Regions from separate parts of the Homo sapiens genome. Here region 1 is linked to region 2. Evidence: chromatin loops called from intact Hi-C (ENCODE). Cell type or tissue: A673. All regions are shown on one strand. Each heading gives the region's core, and the rest is flanking DNA. Links, peaks and the distances in the headings are about the cores only.

What was found. Peaks named below come from ENCODE experiments on the same cell type or tissue, not always from the same donor. Only the 100,000 strongest peaks of a DNase experiment are listed, where the experiment ranks them.
Region 1: it touches region 2 in a loop (4-fold over the local background); 2 of 110 quality-filtered maps call a loop at or near these places.

The regions. Positions count from the first base shown.
Region 1 is chr10:70,032,201-70,037,590 of GRCh38, reverse strand. No RefSeq gene overlaps it. Among named protein-coding and RNA genes, the nearest start is that of MACROH2A2, 18 kb to the left of the region's middle. In A673, for the core only: no CTCF peak of the experiment used is centred there; a DNase peak (open chromatin) is centred at 3,180; H3K27ac peaks cover 2,828 bases.
Region 2 is chr10:69,974,557-69,979,946 of GRCh38, reverse strand. No RefSeq gene overlaps it. Among named protein-coding and RNA genes, the nearest start is that of LINC02636, 32 kb to the left of the region's middle. In A673, for the core only: no CTCF peak of the experiment used is centred there; DNase peaks (open chromatin) are centred at 2,826 and 5,126; H3K4me3 peaks cover 731 bases; H3K27ac peaks cover 3,105 bases.

The DNA.
Region 1 (5,390 bases), core at 319-5,318, 58 kb before region 2:
ATATGGGCAAAGGATATGAACAGACACTTCTCAAAAGAAGACATTTATGCAGCCAAAAGACACACGAAAAAATGCTCATCACTGGCCATCAGAGAAATGCAAATCAAAACCACAATGAGATACCATCTCACACCAGTTAGAATGGCAATCATTAAAAAGTCAGGAAACAACAGGTGCTGGAGAGGATGTGGAAAAATAGGAACATTTTTGCACTGTTGGTGGGACTGTAAACTAGTTCAACCATTGTGGTAGTCAGTGTGGTGATTCCTCAGGGATCTAGAACTAGAAATACCATTTTACCCAGCCATCCCATTACTGGGTATATACCCAAAGGACTATAAATCATGCTGCTATAAAGACACATGCACACGTATGTTTATTGTGGCACTATTCACAATAGCAAAGACTTGGAACTAACCCAAATGTCCAACAATGATAGATTGGATTAAGAAAATGTGGCACATATACACCACGGAATACTATGCAGCCATAAAAAATGATGAGTTCATGTCCTTTGTAGGGACATGGATGAAATTGGAAATCATCATTCTCAGTAAACTATCGCAAGGACAAAAAACCAAACACCGCATGTTCTCAGTCATAGACGGGAATTGAACAATGAGAACACATGGACACAGGAAGGGGAACATCACACTCTGGGGACTGTTGTGGGGTGGGGGGATCGGGGAGGGATAGCATTAGGAGATATACCTAATGCTAAATGACGAGTCAATGGGTGCAGCACACCAGCACGGCACATGTATACATACATAACTAACCTGCACATTGTGCACATGTACCCTAAAACTTAAAGTATAATAATAATAATAATAAAAACTTAAAAATCTTGATAGCTGTTATTTATTATACATTTTCCATATGTCAGGACCTGCAAAGCACTTTAATAATGGTAGTGATGTTGACAGTAATGAACTGTTATTGCATGCTTGCTATATGCTATATGCTGTATACTACACTAACTGCTTTATGTGTATTAGCTCATATACTGCTTACATCAACCCCTTATGATGTTCTGTTATTAAGCCCACTTTATAGGTGAGGAAAGTGAGACCAGCAGTGGTTATGTAACTTGTCTAAGACAAGGATTCATATCCATGTGCAGGCTGACTTTAAAGCCTTTGCTCTTATGCTGCTATGTTGCTTTCTCTTTTTTTTTTAAGAGACAGAGTCTTGTTATGTTGCCCCATGATGGAGTATAGTGGTGCAATCATGGCTCACTGCAGCCTTGAACTCCTGGGCTCAAGCGATCCTCCCACCTCAGCCTCCCAAGTAGCTAGTCTGCAGCCTGTATTTCTTTCTAAATAAAAAATGTATCAAGAAAATGGGCAGGTAAGATTAGAGAATCATAAACTGAACCTTCAACAAGATTTGCCTCTAACTTGAAACTTACTGTTTGGAACCCATGGCCATGACACAGCTTAGAACCATGGAAGGGATGTAGGGTCATCCCTTGTAACCCCCACCCAGGGTGAAAATTCTGTCTGTGATAGCCTGGACAGATGGTCACCCCGCCTGTGTTTTAACACCTCACTGGCTGAGCTTCCACTGCTTTTCTAGTGCCTGTGCCACTGTTGGGAAATCTCAACAATGTTGGTTTTCAGACTCAAGCCCCTGTGTTTCTTGCTGCCTTTGCAAAGCTAAAGCCATCAAGTGGCAGCAAATCTCTCCCTGGCTCTCATCCCTCTCCCTTTTCTGTCTCCCACCCTTTGATAGAAAATTTCATAAAGAAGATGGCATTAGAGCTGAATATGGAAAGGCTGCATGGGATTTCAGTAGGTGGAGATGGGAGAAGGCAGGATTAGAGGCAGAGACTGGAAGTTGGCCAGGTGGGGGTGTGGCTGGTGTGCCAGCCTAGCTGTTCATTCAGTGCCTGAGAGCAGGTTCACAGGAAGGTATCTTTGGAATGGCAGGCTGAGGCCTTAATATGAGAAATTATCTTGAATAGACTCCAAAGTGATTCAACTAAGAATTTTTGCAAGTGTGCTTTATGTTGAGAAGTTAACACAGCCCGATTGCCTTATTTACACATGCTTATTTTCATAAAAAGACACTTGCTGTGGTCTGAATGTTTGTATCCCCCAGAATTCATATGTTGAAACCTCACCTCCAATGCAATAGTACTAAAAGAGGTGGGGTCTTTAGGAGGTGATTAGATCATGAGGACGGAGACCTCATGAATGGGATTAGTGTCCTTTTGAGAGGCTGGAGGAAGCTTGTCTTCTCTTCTGCCATGTGAGAATGCAGCAAGAAGGTGCCATCTCTGATGAGCAAGCCCTCACCAGATGCTGAAGTTGCTGGCACCTTGATCTTAGGCGTCCCAGCCTCCAGAACTGTGAACAATAAATTTCTATTGTTTATAAATTACCTAGTCTAAGGTACAGTCATCCCCTCATATCTGTGGATTCTGCATCTGTGGATTCAAGTAACCAGGGATCAAAAATATTTGGAAAAATTATTGCATCTGTACTAAAAATGTACAGAATTTTTCTTGTCATTATTCATTAAACAACACAGTATGATGATCATTTACCTAGCATTTAAATTGTATTAAGTTTTATAGGTAATCTACAGGTGATTTTAATTATATGGAAGGATGTACCTAGGTTATATGCAAATACTACACCATTTTTTAACAGGGACTTGAGCATCATCGAGTTTTGGTATCCACAGGAGGTTCTGGAACCAGTCCCCCACGGATATCAAGGGACGAGTGCATTTTGTTATAGCCGCTCAAAAGGACTAAGACAATATTCTTCAAACAGGCATGTTAAGTAGATTTACCGATGAGTTATCTGTACAAGGTCGCAGCAGCCTGTCCCTTGTGTCAGGTTTTGTCAGGAGGCCCACTTCTCTTTCTAGTACATCATGCTGCCTGTCTCTCTGATTGTCCCTTGCTTCCAGCTTATTTGATAAGAGTATTCTCCACTTCATTTTGTGTTGCTGATCATGAAATTGAGTGCTCCCAATTATATGACAGGTGAGCAAGAAGAACCTTACTTAGAGCCAGAGGGGAAGGTCACAATTAAGATCTTTAAGAACTTTCAAAAAGACATCCCTGCAGAATGGCTATGACAGCTGCTGCTCATTGAGATTAGGAACCGTTGGCTTGAAACCAGCTAGTGCTGAACAGCGGGACTTCCTGCTCTGCTCCAAAGTGTTTATTTCATTCCACAGTGGCTGCCGAAATGCAGCCTCTAGGAATCCTGCTTTAAATGTGCCCCTGGAGACCCTGGGCTATTAAGGGTTATTGCTATTGGTCCTCTGTCTAGGAAATGATTCCAGTTCTACGTTATACATCTTTGAGTTGGCTTAAAGCACTGCATATGTTACTACAAAGTGTTGCAGTGATGTATATGTTTGTTTTGGTAACCCATATAGTCATTTTTCAGGAAAATTATGTTGGGGACATTATGGCACATAACCCAAGGAAGCAAATGTTCACCCATCAGATTTTTTCTTTTTAGAATAAACCCTTAGAGTAACTCTCACGTGTACATGTTTCTATTTTCCAAACAGAATGAGTGTCCAGATAACCTTTAGCTCACACCGATATACCCTTAAAATGGTTATATCTGTGAATGATTCAATTAAATTAATAGCCCCCAATGCCTCTTGTGGAACTAGTTTCAATTTTATTTTTTTAATTTATCATTTCTTTCTTTATTTGTAGAGATGGGGTCTTGCTTTGTTGCCCAGGCTAGTCTCAAACTCCTGGCTTCAAGAGATCCTCCTGCCTCAGCCTCCCAAAGTGCTGGGATTACAGGTGTGAGCCACTGCACCAGGCCTAAAATTTTCTTATATTGCTCAAAGGTTAGATAAAATCCTAATTTTTGAATTCTGTTACCATGAAACAGACCCTGCAATATATATACTTACAATACATGACATCCCATGTACCATACTATACTCCTTTTCACATTTGTAAATTAAAAGAAAATCAACGATCAAACGAGGCATTCTCAGCACCCCTCCCTTTTTACTGTGCTGTAGTCCCTTTGCTAATCTTTAGAATGTGTGCGGTGTTTTCTTGGGAACAATAGTAGGGCTGATATTCTACATGGCTAGCCTTACTTGACCCAACCCTAGCCATTCACAAACAATGGACATTAGTGGTATATTTTTCACTTTCCTGCTTGCTCTCTGAGCAATTAACTGTGCAGTAGGATATGTCTTTATCAGGTCCTCTGATTTCTAGTTAAACCTGGTATTTTCCTTGTGCTGATATTCTCTCCCTTGAGATACAGCCTTTTGCTGATGCTAAAGGTTTGTAGCAGTCTTCATTTAGGCTTGTTCTTATTTTTGGATACAGCTAATATAGGCATAAGGTTTCTGTCAGATGAAATTTAGAGGCACTCTATATTTCTGTTTAGAATATTAAAAACACAGAGCTGTTTCTACAGCATTTGTAAATGCAGCACCTCCTTGCTTACAAAACAATCACAAGATCCTCTGAACCATGCAAAGTCTCCCAAAGAAATCTCCAGGGTAGCAGATTGCAAACTGGCTTCGAGATAACTGTTCTTCACCTCCCGTCTCTCAGCCAAACATTATTATCAGCTAGAACAAGAAGTTCTTTAAAAGTGTGATTGTAGCTGTTTTTATTTTGATTCTGTGCATAAAAGTTTAATTATTTAATTTTTTTATTTTTTTTTAGAGATAAGGTCTTGCTCTGTTTCCCAGGCTGGAGTGCAGTGGTGCAATCATAGCTCACTGCAACCTTGAGCTCCTGGGATCAAGCGATGTTCCTGCCTCAGCCTCCTGAGTAGCTGAGATTACAGGCATGCATTACTGCATCTGGCTAATATTTTTATATTTTTATTTTTAGTTTTTGAGATGGAGTCTCGCTCTGTCACCCAGGTTGGGGTGCAGTGGCGCAATCTCAGCTCACTGCAATCTCTATCCCCTGGGTTCAAGCAATTCTCCTGCCTCAGCCTCCCGAGTAGCTGGGATTACAGACGCACACCACCACGCCCAGCTAATTTGTTGTTGTTGTTATTTTATAGTGGAGACAGGGTTTTACCATGTTGGCCAGGCTGGTGTCGAACTCCTGACTTCAAGTGATACACCTCCCAGAGTGCTAGGATTACAGACGTGAGCCACTGCGCCCAGCCAATAATTTTATTTTTTGTAGAGGTAGGGTCTCACTTTGTTGTCCAGGCTGGTCTCAAAATTCTGGCTTCAAGTGATCCTCCCACCTTGGCTCCCTAAAGTGCTGGAATTAGAGGCATGAGGTACTGTGCCTAGACTGTATATGAAATTTTAAAAATGCCTGCCAGTTCCTTAATTCTGGTTGCTAGTACATACCACAGAGCAATGCAGATAGGGATGGACAGGACTGATGTAAAAATGGAAGCAAAGAAGCCAAGGTA
Region 2 (5,390 bases), core at 238-5,237:
CTGTTCCTGGGAATTGGGGTGGCAAGGAGTGCTCTGTGGGTTTGACCACCAGAGTCTCCATTATTCCATTGGTTCTAGGCTCCATGAAGCTGTGGTTATGGTGTCACAGTCACCTATGTGAACATGTTGGAATGATAACAGGGTCTTATGGATGGAGAAAGGCAGTGGCCACCAGCCCCTAGGGCAGGATGCACTCTAGCAGTGTGTCCAGCTTGAAGATGGCACCATGTCATAGCAGCTCAGGCTGTGGGGATAGGTAGTGCCCAACTTGGGCTCTTCCTCCAGGGCAGTGCAGCACAGAAACTTCCAGAACTCCCCAAACTGGATTCAGGGCCTGTGAGGACTGAGAGACTCTTTTCTAGCAAGAACTGCTGGTGTCTGTAGTGGCTATGAGGACCACTAGGGATCTCCAACTTACCTTCTCCCTGTAAGAAAAAGTACCCCCTGACTCCTAGCCAATCCTGGTGGGGAAGACAGTGCTACAGATGCAGGGTGTGCCACTCCTCTCTCTATGATGCTATCCTGGACTTCCATGCTCCATGGGGTTTTCCTATCCTTAGGTGCTGTCCAGCATACTTCCTTAGTCACTCCAGTTGTTTATTCATTGTTTTGGTCCCTTTTTGTCAGGGAGAAAAAGTCCCAGGCAACTCTAGCCAACCCTCTTGCTGACATCAGTGGTATAATGACCATATCTTCTTGATGGATTGACTCTTTTATTATTTTAAAATGTCCTTCTTTGCCCCTAGTAACAATTTTTGTCTTAAAGTTTGTTTTGTGTAATATGAGTATAGCCACTCCAGTTTTCTTTCGATTATCATTTGTTCTATTCGTGTCTCTGAATTCAAAATATGTCTCTCGTAAGTTACATATAGATAGATCATATTTTCATCCATTCTGATGATCTCTGTGTTTTGATTGGCATGTTTAATCCATTTGCATATAATATAATTGATAAAACACTATTTACATCTGCCTCTTTGCCATTACTTCTTTCTTTCTTTCTTTCTTTTTTTTTTTTTTGAGATGGAGTCTCACTCTGTCACCCAGGCTGGAGTGCAATGGCAAAATCTCGGCTCACTGTGACCTCCGCCTCCCAGGTTCAAGTAATTCTCCTGTGTCAGCCTCCCAAGTACCTGGGATTACAGGCACTTGCCATCATGCCTGGCTAATTTTTATATTTTTCAACAGGGTTTCACCCTGTTGGCCAGGCTGGTCTTGGCCATTATTTCTTTGTATATTCTTTCTGTCTGTTTCTCTTCCTTCTTCTCAGATTCCCAGTATGCGTGTGTTGATATGCTTGATGATTTCCCTTATGTCCCTGAGGCTTGTTTAGTTTTATTTATTGCCTTTTCTTTCTGTTCCTCAGACTGAATAACCTCAGTTGAACTGTCTTCAAGTTTGCTGATTCCGTCTTCTGTATGCTCATATGTGCTGTTTAACCTCTTTAGTGACATTTTCAATTCAGTTGTATTTTCTTTCTTTGTTTTTTGAGACGGAGTCTTGCTCTGTCATCCAGGTTGGAGTGCAGTGGTGTGATCTTGGCTCACTGCAACCTCTGCCTCCCAGGCTCAAGTTATTCTCCTGCCTCAGTCATCCAAGTAGCTGGAACTACAGGCACCTGCCACCACTGTCAGCTAATTTTTGTATTTTTAGTAGAGATGGGGTTTCACCATGTTGGCCAGGCTGGTCTTGAACTAGCCTCAAGTGATCTGCCCGCCTTGGCCTCCCAAAGTGCTGGTATTACAGGTGTGAGCCACCGCACCTGGTCCAGTTGTATTTTCTTAACCTTAGAATTTCTGGTTGTTCCATTTTATAATTTGTATCAATTTATTCATATTGTCTATACAGTGAGATATTATTCTCATATTTTCCTTTAGTTCTTTACCCATGGATTACTTTTTTTTTGAACATATCTAAAATAGTGATTTTAATGTCTTTGTCTAGTAAGTCCAACATCTGGCTTCCACAAAGGTAGTTTCTGTTACCTGCTTTTTTCTTGTATGTAGGCTTTCTTTCTTTTTGCATATTTTAAAATTTTAATTGAAACAGAACACCATATAATATTAGGTGTCATCTCTGGGAATCAGATTCTTTCTTCCCCCTCCCCACTCCATGATTTGCTGTCCTTGCTGTTTGTTGTTATTATTGTTTTCTTTTGATAGCAACTTTTTTGAGGTAATTCTATAATGTCTTTATTCATCATGTGTGCTCACTGATGTCTCTGCTCAGTTAACTTAGACATCAGCTAATGATTACACAGAGATTTCCTCAAATGACTAGAACAAATAAGTCTCCCAATCTGTGCTAAGTGGCTCTGTATGCATATTGAGGCATACCTTTAACACTCAGCCAGGGATGACAACTCTTGCTTAGTGTTCACTTACTGTTTGTGTAGGGCCTCAAGGTCAGCCAGAGGTGATAGCCTAGGGCTTTCTCAGATCTTTCCTGAGCATATCCACAGCCCTCTACATGCACATGTTTTTCTAGACTACTGTAAGTTGGAGTTTTAAAAAAATCCCCATGGATATCTCATTTCTCAGATTTACCCTTTAAACATTTTGGTTGGAATATTGTTTGTCCCAGCTGTTAGCCACCACACAGGCAGCCACAATGTTAAATAGTCACTGCTGTTTGTTTCTGACAAATTCTCCTGGAGAAGAGGCTGTTTACACTGGGCTAACCCTGATCTGGGTCAAATAAGATAAGTCTTGTGAATACGGTCTTCCAGGGAATGACCAGACAGGTTAAGTAATGATAATTCTCTGGAAGCATGGCCTTGAATGAGCTCCAAGCTGGTTCTGCCTCCCACATAACCACCTTCCTTCCTGCACCCCACTTCCTGCCTAACCCCAGGGCGTCTGGCTGCCAGGCTGCTGGTTTCATATTTTCAAGGCTACTGCTGAGCTGAGGAGGGTCATGGAAAAGGCAAGTTAAAACTCCACAAAACTCCCTGTTCTTACCAAGTTTCAGCCAGTTTTCTTGAATAAATGCTCCTGGATTGCTGTAAGCCTTTCATTAATTTTAGAGTTCTGAAAAAGTCGATTCTGACAATTTTTGCCATTGTTTTAGTTGATTTTATGGAGGAGAGAATGTTCAGAACTCCTTACTCCTCCATTTGTACTGATGTCACCCTGAATACCTTTAAAATTTAGCACATGGTATCTCCTCTGTATGACCACAATTAATCAGTATTTCTCTCTTCCTCTTATTCAGAATAATGGATAAACTAGATATGATTTACTTTCTCCTTCCCCAGGTCTCTGCTACTTTCCTTGCTGAAACTATTTGGGATTTTTGTTTCTTCTAGATTCTATCAATAAAACAACAATTATTTAGGCTTAGCTGCACGTTTTACCAATTTCTATGGATATAATAGTTTCTTGTATCCCATGTCTTTTTATTTGCTCAAGTACATTTTCTAGCATTAATTTCAGTGAGAGTTTATGGCCAAAGAAATATTCTAAGTCCTGCAGTCTGAACATGTTTTTATTTTGTCATAATACTTAAATAGTTGATTGCATATAGAATTTAGGTTCAAAATTATTTTGTCTTAGAATATTGAAATTATTTCTACAGTGTCTTCTTTTTAATATATTTTTGTAAATAATTTCAAACACAAGAAATAGCTATAGCAGTGTAAAGAACTCCTGTATATCCTTCATCCAGATTTGTCCCTCTTTGTCTTATTTCCCACATTTGTTTTCTTATTTTCTTTTTCAGTTTTTTCAACTTATCTTTTTATCTTTTTTCAATTAAATTTTTTTTTTCCTGAATGATTTGAGAGCAAGTTGTAGACATCTTTCTCCTTTACAGCTAGATACTTTGGTGTGTATTTTCTAAGGACAAGAATATTCACTTATATATTTCAGTATGTATTTTCTAAGGACAAGAATATTCACTTATATATTTCAGTGTGCATTTTCTAAGCACAAGAATATTCACTTATATAATGTCACACCATATTCAAACGTTGCCAATTGCTCTATAATGAACTTTTTGTCCATTTTTTTTCTGGCCCTGAATGTATTTTCCATGTCTCTTTAATCTTTACTCTTTGTTATTCTGGATCAGTTCCTCATTGTTCTTTGTCTTTCATGACACTGATATTTTTGAAAAGTACAGGCCAATGTTTTTGCTGAATCTCTCTCCATTACATTGTATTTTTATATCCATTGTTGCCAGTGAGAATGTGGAGGTAGAGGGGCTGAACAAGAATGTATTTAAGTCGGCATAACCCATCCTCACTCTTCAAAAGCCAGGGAGATAAACAATCTATTTGGGGAATATCCAGTACCTAAACTCCTGAAGACCTGTTCAAGCTCAGAATCCTTGGAGATGCCATTTAATAGCTTGTTTTTGGGAATTTACTACTTTCTCAAATGAGGCGTGAGTTAGGAAAGAGATCTCTATGTGATTGGAGTTATCCAAACCAATCTCTTTCCAATTCCCACATTAAAATCTTACTTCCGAGAGGGTACACTGCCGTTTTCCAATCACACATACAGGCTGTTAACAGCTACTATAGTCACAATATATTAAAGACACCAATGGCCACAATATGTCACCAGCTATCACTGTAAACCGTGATAGAATCAAAAAAGATTTAGAATTCAATGTCTTCACTTTTATGAAGAAGAGGCCGTGGGAGATGAAGGGCTGGTGAAGGCACATAACTTGTTAGTGCCACAGCCACATGACTTCTTCGGGTCACAGCCACATCTTGAATTAATATTCTGATTTATTATTTTAACTTGAAAAGATCCAGCAATGCTAAGGAAATCACTGTATCCTTAGCAATGGCAAGAGTATAATGACCACATTAATTAATACTGAAAAAGTGGGGAGGGAGACATAGTTCAAGTCTCCAGGACTAAGATACTATGATTCTGCCAGCCCAATTAAAAAGAGTGGGTGGATGATAAGCATGAAGTATCATTGGATGGGCCTCTGTGAGGTCAGGAGGGAGACTGCATGGGGGTGTATGAGGTCAGGAGGGAGACTGCAATTTATTATTCTAAGAGCATCTTAGCTGTTGGCACATTGAATTAAGAAGCCAGTGACAAAGATGTTCTTCCCAGTCAGCGGCCACAAATGTGAAGGTTTAGTGGTCTTTAATTCAGAGGAAAGACTCTAGCCATATAAACATAGAGATTTATTACTCACCCAGTGATGACTGCTATGAAATCCAGGGTCAACATCCTTCACTACATCTGCTTTTGATCAGCTCTGCAGAGTTAGTATTTATGTCAAGAGTTCTTAGCCCCAAGCTAAGTGGGGGTGGGGTATGAGGTGGAGACAGTGAATAGACAGAGGAAAACGGCTCAGAGAATTCAGAGGTCAGAAGCTTAACACTCAAATACAGGGCTCCATCAATATCTGCCCAGGGGTTT